Regions from separate parts of the Homo sapiens genome. Here region 1 is linked to region 2. A link is a loop called in an ENCODE intact Hi-C map of the cell type or tissue named here. Cell type or tissue: dorsolateral prefrontal cortex. All regions are shown on one strand. Links, peaks and the distances in the headings refer to the core of each region. The heading gives the core; the rest is flanking DNA.

The links. Hi-C counts contacts between places; a loop is a spot of excess contacts. Peaks named below come from ENCODE experiments on the same cell type or tissue, not always from the same donor. Only the 100,000 strongest peaks of a DNase experiment are listed, where the experiment ranks them.
Region 1: a loop joins it to region 2, with 5 times the contacts of the local background. A loop is called at or near these places in 4 of 110 quality-filtered maps.

The regions. Positions count from the first base shown.
Region 1 is chr4:55,083,576-55,088,956 of GRCh38, forward strand. It overlaps KDR (kinase insert domain receptor), which reads right to left. Exons shown (of 30, transcript NM_002253.4): 26 at 5,293-5,381; 27 at 4,032-4,183. Among named protein-coding and RNA genes, the nearest start is that of KDR, 39 kb to the right of the region's middle. RefSeq lists a silencer at 3,727-4,021. In dorsolateral prefrontal cortex, for the core only: no CTCF peak of the experiment used is centred there; a DNase peak (open chromatin) is centred at 3,186; H3K4me3 peaks cover 2,883 bases; H3K27ac peaks cover 3,744 bases; H3K27me3 peaks cover 455 bases.
Region 2 is chr4:55,310,026-55,315,406 of GRCh38, forward strand. It overlaps the pseudogene LRRC34P2. Among named protein-coding and RNA genes, the nearest start is that of SRD5A3, 34 kb to the right of the region's middle. In dorsolateral prefrontal cortex, for the core only: CTCF peaks have their summits at 2,657 (motif pointing right) and 2,860; DNase peaks (open chromatin) are centred at 2,026 and 2,664; H3K4me3 peaks cover 1,453 bases; H3K27ac peaks cover 2,069 bases.

The DNA.
Region 1 (5,381 bases), core at 330-5,329, 230 kb before region 2:
TTGGGTGAGTCTAGTTGATGCTATCAAAATCACTTACAGCCCAAGTGGAGGGAAGGGAAGTCCTATTCACTGGAAGGGCCCACCGAGACAGAAAATACATTCTTCATTCCTATACCAGCCTACTTCCCACTACAAGCAGACTTCTGGAACATGCTGCATAGACCTTGGGCCAAAGGAGAAGAATGGAAATTAATTCTCTCTCCCCTACCCCAAGAGGCTGGTTCCTCCCTATAGAGAGAGGAGAGAATGAGATTTTCCGGTGACATCCTCACTCAGGAAACTCCACAAGTTAAGAGGATATGATACACAGGGTGCAAGCAAAGCCTACTTTCTAAGTCCAACCCCTAAAAGTAACAGTTGTCAAACACTACTGGTACCGTAGTCAATCATTCCTGCATTCACTTGTTCAGGAAGCCCTCACTGATAATCTGCCGCAAGCCTGACACTGTGCCAGAAGCTGTCTAAGCAGCATCTCATGATGTGTTCACCACGGTACCTCTCTAGGGGTGAGTATTACTATCCCAACTCTTCAGATGAGGAAACCAAGGCATAGAAAATTTGAGGAACTTATCCAAAATCACATAACTGGAATGTTTGGATTATTATTTTGAGGGCAATGAAGAGCCACTGAAGGATTTTAGGCATGGGATTGACAAGATCAGATATGCCCTTTAGAGAATTGACTCTGGATTGAAAAGAATAAGACTAGAGGCATAAGACCCAAGAGACAAATACTGCACTTCTTCAGGAGAAAGAAAGGCAGCTTGGCTAGAAAAAGGGAATGCCCATGAGGTTTGGAGACATGGGCTCATTCTAGAGATATCTAGGGGATAGAATCAACTAGGGTTGGCGAGTTTGGACAATAATTCAGCTGCCTTAGAAAGGACAGCTCCTTAAATTCTTAATCCAGTAATTTTTTAAATGGCATGATCCTCTCATGATTGACAAAGCATTTTCACAGACAATGGTGCATCTGTTTCTCCTAAGACGGAGAAACAGGTCTTTTAACTATTTCCCCTTTGGAGATGAGGGAGTCAAGGATTAGGGAGAAAATGGCTAATAAAAGGTAGAACTGGGACTCAAACTTAGGCCTTCAGACACTAAAGCCCATGTGAAGTTTTTGTTTTGTTTTACTCTACTCCATACAGACTCCCTTGGAAGAGTATCAGGAGGGAAAAGAAAGAAGAAAACAGCAGACACAATTGTTCAAGCCATTATTAAGCACCCAGTATGTGCACAGCACTGTTCTCTTGTCATGCATGCACTGATCATGCAGTAGCAGGGTCAGGGGTGTAAGTACGGGGTATGAAACAGACAAAAAGTGCAGAAAGGACAGTCCCACTGCAAACAGTCTAATGGTAGAGCCAAACTCAGGAATACCTAGCTAGCAGGCTGCCCCAAGCATCAATCTACAAGGGCCATTTAATCATCCCTAACAATTACAAAATGAAGAAAATGGTATGTACCAAAACCTTTCTCTAAGAGAGAACTGCAAAGAAATTTTTGATAAGCTGCTTGATGTGTGAGGTGAAACTCCCAGGGAAAATGACAGAGCAATTGCCGATGGTCCCCAAACTGCCCTCAAAGAAAGATGAGCCCAGCAAGTATGTGTTTTCTTGCAGGAAGCATGCAAACTTGAGGCCAGAGCTGGTCCACAGGGGAAATTAGAGGCAAAGCTAAGTCTAGACATGAGTGGTCCCTCCCCCACACACTTCTCAGCCTTTTCTCTAAATAAATGCTAAGTAAATATTTTTCAAATGGTTTAAAGGGGCAACAAATCATGAAGCTAGCTCCCACAGTGATATCTCTGTCCAACTCTATTTATAATGCAATAGAATTGAAAATTAGAAGGAGAAAGACTGCTCAGCTTTTGTACTTGGCCAGAAATGCGTAAGAGGATAGAACAAGCTCCCTGAGAAGTACCCCAGCCTCAACTCATTCTCCCCAGAGAAACAGAACCCCAGGAGAGCAACAGAATGAAGCATGCCGTGTGCAAATGCCTCTATCTGCTTTTCTTCAAAACCAGATGATTAAAATGTGACCGTGAGTTTTATTTTATAGAAAGGAAAAAAGGTGGAGGAGGTGGAGAGGAGATGCAGACAAAAGATTCCAATTTCCATTTTATTTTTCAAATTATGGCTGGATAAAAGAGAAACTGGGCTGGAAAAACCAATTCAAAAATCACAGACAGAAAATAGGAGCCAGGCCTGTGCTGGGAGTGTGGTGTCACATTTGTCCACGCTTCTGGGGATAAACGTTAGCAGCCCTTCTATATATCCAACATCGTATTTGGTGCTTCCATTACACAAACATGATTTCTTCTCCTGCTCAGCACCATATGCAAAGCACCCGGTGAGCCAGGAGGCTGCCGACTCGGATCATCACTCTACTTGGTCACAGAAAACACATGGAATGTAGTTCATGATCAAATGGCTTTCTGATAAAGGGGGAGGCAATAATGGTGTGTGGGAACAACTGTCACACTAAAAGGCCAGCTCAACTTGAACTGGAAATGTGTAAACACAGGAGTGGAATTGTAGTCTCATCTCATTACTGTTTCTCTCTGAGGGCCCTCCTTGGCATGGGAGGAAACAACATGGACTTAGGGGTCAGAGGAACTGGATTCATCTCAAGGATGTGATTTTAAGCAGCTCACTTAATAGGTATCTTTTACTGAGTGCTTTCAAGGGCCAGGTGCTTAGAAATAGATTATATCTTATAACTCTCAAAACAGCCATTTTCAAACAGCACCACTGACCTTGTCTCATTTCACAGATAAAGAAACTGAGGCAGAGGGTAGATGATTTGCCCCAAGTTGCACAGCTGCTACAAGACAGACTTGGGGGTCCTACTCATTTCTATCTGACTCTAATACCTGATCTTTAACTACAAGTTTGTACTGCCCTCAGGTAATAGAACTGAGCCTCATGTTCAATAATACATCAAAAAAAAAGATCATTGTTTCTACCTTGCCTGACTCTGAGTGTCATGATGTGGGCAACATCTGATAATATACGGCAAAGTTCTTTAAAAATATGCCTAATGCTTTTGACTTCAATGGAACGGTCAGCTGTCTTGCTGGCTTCTAAGCTTTCTTCCTTCCCATCAGTGTTTCTGCTGCCCCACACGACTCTAGAGGGCAAACTGTCCACGAGTTTCTCCTTAGCATCCCCTGCCATGTGGCAACCTGGCCAAGTTCTGGACATGAGAGAGCTCCCTGCCCCTCCCTGCAGCCCAGGCACACTCGGGCTGGCAGGCTGGACCCATGCTGTCAGGGGTTCCATTAAAGCAGGAAAACACCCAAACGGGTTAGGAAAGAAACAAAGCAAAATGAAGTAGTCCCAGCCTTAGTAAAGGGCAATTTTAATATCATATTGTAGAAAACCACACCAACTCTTTCCTTATGCACAGGTGCTGGGAGAGAGAAAAAAGAAAGCTGCCTTTAGAACCCCTCTGCAAATCAGGAAAGGACTGCAGTGCATGTGTTTTAAATAAGCCCAGACATCCCATTATGCAAATAAAATGCTGAAAATCAGACGTGGGAGGGGCTTCTGAGATGCAGTGTCCAGTCTAATTCCGGACACAGACCCATGGCTTTCTGTATCCTTGCCAGAGAGCCATAAGCATGTTCTCATGCAAGCACAGAACTCTTCCTTTCTGAATCTCTCCTAAGCCATTTAATTCACATTAATAAAAGCATACACGGGGATAATTTAAATGCAGATGTCTTTGTAAAACTCGTCTCTTTATTCTGGAAATTAGCAAACTGTGGCATTCCAGCTATTGCAGCTGCAGGGCTTGGAATTCTTAAAGGCAATGCTGTGGCAGCAGCGTGGGCTACAGATGGGAGGAAGCACACCTACCCAGGCCCTCTTCCAGGAGCATTCCCCATTATGTTAACCTCAGGGCTAAGGTTATGTGGAAGTGGGATGCAACAGCCTTAGACAAGGTCTTCCTTCCACTTCCAATCCCCCTCCCGAGATGGCCTTGAAGTCACCCTCCCCCGGGGGATGTTAGGCCATATACAGTACCTGATTCCTGCTGTGTTGTCATAATGGAATTTGGGGTCACATACTTCCTCCTCCTCCATACAGGAAACAGGTGAGGTAGGCAGAGAGAGTCCAGAATCCTCTTCCATGCTCAAAGTCTCTGATATCGGAAGAACAATGTAGTCTTTGCCATCCTGAAACAATAAACACAGAAGACTGTTGTTATGGCTTCAGTTCTTCAAGTGCCTTTTCATTAAAAACAAAGGGCACAGGGACTTCTTGGCTACATAGGGTGTGTGGCTTTCATATCTGAACATAGAACTTTAAGACAACAATACAAATCATGTGTCAGAAACAAAAAGCTGTTGAAATGGAAGGTATATTAAAGGAGAGAACTAAAAACAAGATGGGTAAGCAGCCCACAGGGAAGTGCAGTTACAATGAAGAGAAAGCAGGCTGTGGTCAGAGAGGTAACAACAGAACACAAGGAGCTACATAGAACAAAAAATCACTCATTCACAAAGCCCTAACCACACGAGCCAAGCCCTTCAAAGGGCATGGCATCCAGTTTTAGCCACCACATTTCAAGGCAATGGAAAAACTGATGACAGTCTAAAGAAAAGCAACAAATGGGTAGGAAAATGGGTCTTTTGAGAAAAGGTTGCACAACTTAATATTATTGCATCAAGAAAAAGAAATAAAGGGCTATTTGATATCTGTAAATGTTTGGAAGGTTTATTGATAAAAATAGAGCTGACCTATCGTCCCCCAGCTGTTCAAAAGAAAAGAAAGAGGAAATTCACTTCCATTGTAGTAAGAGGCATTGACTAGAGATTAAATAACATTCTAATAGTAAACACTACAACTCTAAAATCTTCCAGTGGAAGTTATAAGAACCTGGGATGATACCAAGACAGAAACCATCTCTTTTGCATAGCTTAGATGTATTTTTGCCTGCAGAATTTATTAAAAATTTCTTGAAATTTCTTCCATTGTTGATCTTCTGTGGATCAACCAGATTTTTTCTTTGTTTTAACTTTAGAAGAGGATTTGAAAATATAACAAAAAGATAAGTAGGTAGAAATCAGAGTGGTCTGCTCCCGGGTTATAAATTAGAATCCTATCTGTCTAAAAGGGTAATTACAGCTTTTAGAAAAGCATTATTACTCAGATGTAGAAGAATACAGTAGATTATTCAATGGCTGAGAGGATGGCATGGTAGCCATGAGACAGTTCAGGCAGTAGGAAAGTCCTTGACATCTAAGTACTCTTTGTAGGTGCTTCTTGGATGGAGGTGACAAACCTGCTGAGCATTAGCTTGCAAGAGATTTCCCAAATGTTCCACCAACTCTGAAAACGTGGGTCTCTGACTGGGCTCCCCGTGCCAGCAGT
Region 2 (5,381 bases), core at 74-5,073:
GAAGGCTATGAGGTCACTAGGTGATAGGAATTTTTCAGCTCCATTATAACCTTATTGGACCGCTGTCATATATGCAATCCCTCATTGACAAAAATGTGGTATGCAGCACATGACTGTAGTTAAAAATTGAAAACACTCAATATCTAACAACAGGAGAATGGTCCAGTAAATTTGAGTGTATCTGCTGTGTTTCATATAATGTAGCCATTGAAACTAATGCTAATAAAAAGTACAACATAACATGGGGAATTAGTACAGTGAAAAGAGAAAAAAGCAGGATACAAAATCATAAACACAGTATCTCAAGGATGCAAACACAATTGGAAAGAGAACAATAGTCATGACCAAACACTATCATGTATTAAGCACTTACTGAATGTCAGGCATGCACTGTACGTTCATTTTCTCATTTAATCCACAAGAACCCTATGAAGTAAATACAATGATTATTTCAATGCTATTAATGAGAAGACAGACTCACAGAGATTAAGCATCATTCCCAAAATTTCATGGAACACTAACTCAGCTGTATCTGACACTCACTAGGCTATGCTGCCAGCCAACTTTTTCATGAGGTTTTTGAATGATCTTTGCAGAAACCACGTTCTATTTTTCTTTAGTTTCTAATTTTTCTAAAAGTAGCATGATTATCTTTCTAATTAAAAACATAAACACAAAATAAGTCTTTTTTAAAAAAAGAAAGAACAAGTACCGCGCGCACACACACACACATACAAACACACGCACACAACATGTTTTGCTTTTTCCTAAGATGTTGTATCAGAGCAGCACCACAGAGCCTCAGAAAAGAGATGGTAGAAGTAAGCTGACAACTGAGTGGGATTAGAATTCTCACATTTCTTCATTCACCTTTCAACAAAGTCCCACTGGAAACACTATGGGTCAGTAGCACTTAACCTTTGGTGGGGTCATGATTCCCTTGAGAATTTGTGGAAAATCATGGACCCTCTTCCCAGGACGATGCAAGAAGCATGTCATGGATACACACACACACACACACACACACACACACACACACACACATTTTGCATACTATTTCAGAAGATTAAACAGATGCAATCACGCCTATCAATGTGTCCCAGGTAAAAGGCCCTGACATAAAATAATATAAGAAGTCAACTTTTGTCTGATTTACTGAAGCTTGACTAAAGCTCTGAAACTGCTGTCTACCTAATACATCATAGCTGGCAGGTTGTTCGCTATGATGCCTTACCATCAGCAGGGATGTGCTCTGAGGTATTTCTTGGTGGAAAGATGGATTGCAGGAGATTTATCCACATTCTTGACTGATTCCTGATGGCCAACAGTGTCTGGGGATGGTCAGAGGGAAACTAATAGGCCTACATGAATATGAACTTAAGAGGAAAGTCATGAAAACAACTCAAGTGTAACTCCTAGGAGTGTATCCCTTTACGGTTTACAAAGCATTTTCATACCCTTGATCTCAATTGACCCCTCACAACCCTATGAAGAGAGAGCATTGGCTCTATTTTACATGTAACCCAGGTCTGCACTCCCAGCTTCATCTACAAGAGCTGACTCTATTTTGGCCAACCCCCAAACTTGATGCAAATTCAACCCCTTCATTATTTTAATGAGAAATTAATTTGTTTAATTAAGCATATTGTAATTTTTCTAGATTTTATTTAATATTCACGGAAGCCCATGGAAGGGTCATCTCACATGGAACACAGCTTTACAAAATCTCAATTAAACCCTTCTCAAGTAAGTCTCTCCTCCTGCCCCACTCACCAGATACCCTCTTCCCACTGCAATCCTGCATTACATAGAGTTGCTTCCTTCTTCTGTATGAGCAGGAGCCTTATTAAAGCATCTTATCAACAAGGCTGATGTTGTGGACATTTGTGGGTTTGTTGTTTCAATTTGTTTTTGTTTCTTTATCTTGTCACCCGGCATCCACTTCCCTTTCTTGTAGTAACAACCCACACACCTCCCCCACTCCCAGTCCATGTGATTAGATGATGAAGAAGAGCTGATGTCACGATCATATGACTCAGGCCATGTCAATCACAACCTTAGATTCCCCCGGCTACTGGGATCAGTTTGGGAACAGATGGGTGACTCCTGAGATGTAAGGAAGCCCCATGAAACTCTCACTGAGGCATCTGGGAGAGAAGATTTGCTTCAACCAGATTTGAAGCTGAGAGTATATAAAATCTAGAGCCGTTGCCACCACTGTACAATAAATGGAGACTGAACTCAAAGCCACACACCAGAAGATAGTTGAAAAATAATGTGAAACAAAGTGCTGATGACATAATTTGGGTCTGATCCAGCATGTCTCAAGCCAGCTGCAGTGAGCTGAATGGTGGCCACAAAGATAGGTCTACATCCTAATCCCTGGAACTTACAAATGTTACCTTAAATAGAAAAAGTGAATATTATACGGCAAAAGATGGGATTGAGTTGATGGTCTTGTGGGGAGGAGCTTATCCTGGATTATCCAAGCCCTAAATGCAATCCCATGCTTCCTTATAAGCCAGAGATTACACACAGACAGACAGAAAGGCAATGTGAAGATGGAGACAGAGTTTGGGACACAGCCACAAACACTCCAATTTTGGTTCCAATGAACTCAAATGTTGAGCAGAAGCTAAACAGGCAAATTCCTTCAGAGCCTCCAGAGGGAGCACTACCCTGCCAGTACCTTGACTTCAGACATCTGGCCTCCAGAACTGTGACAGCACACATTGCTATTGTTTTAAGCCACCAAGGTTTTGGTAATTTGTTACAGCAGCCCTAGCAAGCTAGTGCACCTGCTGTGTCCCTGGACTTTTCATTTACTGAATTCCCCTTTTTTTGTAGGCCATTTTAAGTTGAGCTTTTTTTGGTTACTTGTTACAGAAAAACTTTTATTTTATTTTTAATTTATAAAAGAAAAGTTGAATAGCCTATAAAATATTAATCTCTGTGAAAGTAGTAAGACAAATGCATGAACATTACTTTAGAGCTTCTTTTCCATAGATGTTGACCTACTGGAACAAGAGCAAAACCTACATGAAATGAATGGTCGTAAGCTTCTCCCTAGGTTGGTGTCCAGTAATAATGCCTTTTAAGGCCATTGGAGACTTCTGTAAGACACATGCGTTTGTCACCACAAATGGCTCCACATCCACATTGTCTGTTTTTAGACGCCCCATTTGAATTAAGTCTGAATATGCCATGCATATAGCCCTAACAAATGTGTTTTTTTCCCCAAAGGTAGATATTAGAGAATGATATGGTTTGGCTGTGTCCCCAACCAAATCTCATCATAAATTGTAGCTCCCATAATTTTCACATGTTGTGGGAGGGACCCGGTGGGAGATAATTAAATCATGAGGGTGGTTTCCCCCAAACTGTTCTCATGGCAGTGAATAAGTCTCATGAGATCTGATGGTTTTATAAGGGGTTTCCGTTTTCACTTGGATCTCATTTTCTCTCTTGCCTGCCACCATGTAAGATGTGCCTTTTGCCTTCCACCATGATTGTGAGGCCTCCCTAGCCACATGGACTGTGAATTCATTAAACTCCTTTTCCTTTATAAATTATCCAGTCTCATTTGTGTATTTATCAGCAGCATGAAAACGAACTAATACAGAGAATGTGGAATTTGTTTTCATTGATTGTTAAAGTGCAACAAGTTCTCCATCCATGTTTTTGCTGACTGCTGACAACACTTTAAGACTCCTCATGTGTGAAGTAAGAGTTTCACTGAGATAGTGCCTACATTTTCTATTCTGTTAAAAGACATCTATTATTTCCAGGGTAGTATTGCTTTTCAGTATGACAGCAAAATACACCATCCCATCATGAGTTATTTTATTGCAGCCAACGTCAAGGTAGTGTAGGCTACTGTTCAGATGCAGGGCATCACAGCTCCTAAGGCAGGGGATTTCAGAAAGCACTTTCTATATAATAGCAGGAAACCATCTGTTCTGAAGCAACCCATTTCAATCACTGCTTAATATTCAGAGTCAATTATATAAACTGTGGATTAGAAAAGGAAACAAGTAGTAGCCAACAAATAATTTTCATAATAGAACAGAAATGATTCCAAACATTTAATTCAACATGTCTCTTAATCAACTGTGAAAAATTATGCAGCCTTGTGCATTTATCTTCACCATGATAAACAATATTCTTTTGCACTTATTGAAGAAAATCTTTCTCCAGGAATTTGGTGTGCAAAATGAACAGCCAATTGCCTCTCCCATTGGCTGCATTAGAGAGTGGGAAGCAAGAAGTTGTCTTTGTCTCCTCAGTTGGCACAACCTAGGAGCTTAGTAAATGCAGCCAAGACACTGGGCAGGCACAGGCTCGTGTTTAACTTGGAGCCACTGCTTCCCTACATTCAATCTGGTCCGTGTTGCTAGACTTTTTCCCAGGCATCAGGGCACATCTATGTTTTTCAACACCAGCTGAGGAAGGGTCGCATATTCTTTCCAGTTGGGATTCCTGGGCCTCATGCAAATAAGGGGTTATCCCCTGAGAGTGCTTTAAGACAATTGTAAAGTTCTCCTATCCCTCTAGGGAAGTTTAAGAGGCTTGTCTACTCCTAGGACATGTGGCACCTCTGGGTCTGAAGTCCAGTTCAGCCAAGATAGTTTCACAGATTATTGAGCTTTTCAAAGCTTGTGTGAGAATCGGAATGAGCAAAGCACAAACACACTCATAAACAACCTAATAGGGGAAATAAGAAAATTACCTTCCTGAATGTTTAAAAAATGGTTATAGCAGGCACTTGTAAAATCTAGATAAAAGGTAGATATGCTTGCACCTGAAACTGTGTTTTCCTCAAAACATCTATTTTCATCTTAACAATGGTTAAGATGAGACAATGGTTGCCTGTACATGGAAGATAGCTTTCTACTTCTTTAACTTTTCAAGTTTTAAATAATGTACACTTAGTACTTTCATAATCACAAAACTTTTCTGTTTTGTTAAAATTCCACAGTGTACTTTGGGAGGCCGAGGAGGGTGGATCATGAGGTCAAGAGATTGAGACCATCCTGGCCAACATGGTGAAACCCCGTCTCTACTAAAAATACAAAAATTAGCCGGGCATGGTGGCAGGTGGCTGTAGTTCCAGCTACTCGGGAGGCTGAGGCAGGAGAATGGTGTGAACCCAGGAGGTGGAGCTTGCAGTGAGCCGAGATCGCACCACTGCACTCCAGCCTGGGCAATAGAGTGAGACTCCATCTCAAAAAAAAAAAAAAAATTCCACAGTGTAGGTCCTCAATTTAAACACAATTGGCATATCTGGCATAACATACAGTATGTATAAATAGGAAAACAAGGGGAGAGCTGGCATGTGATCATTTTACAGCATTTCTAAACATATCCTAATATTCTAGAGC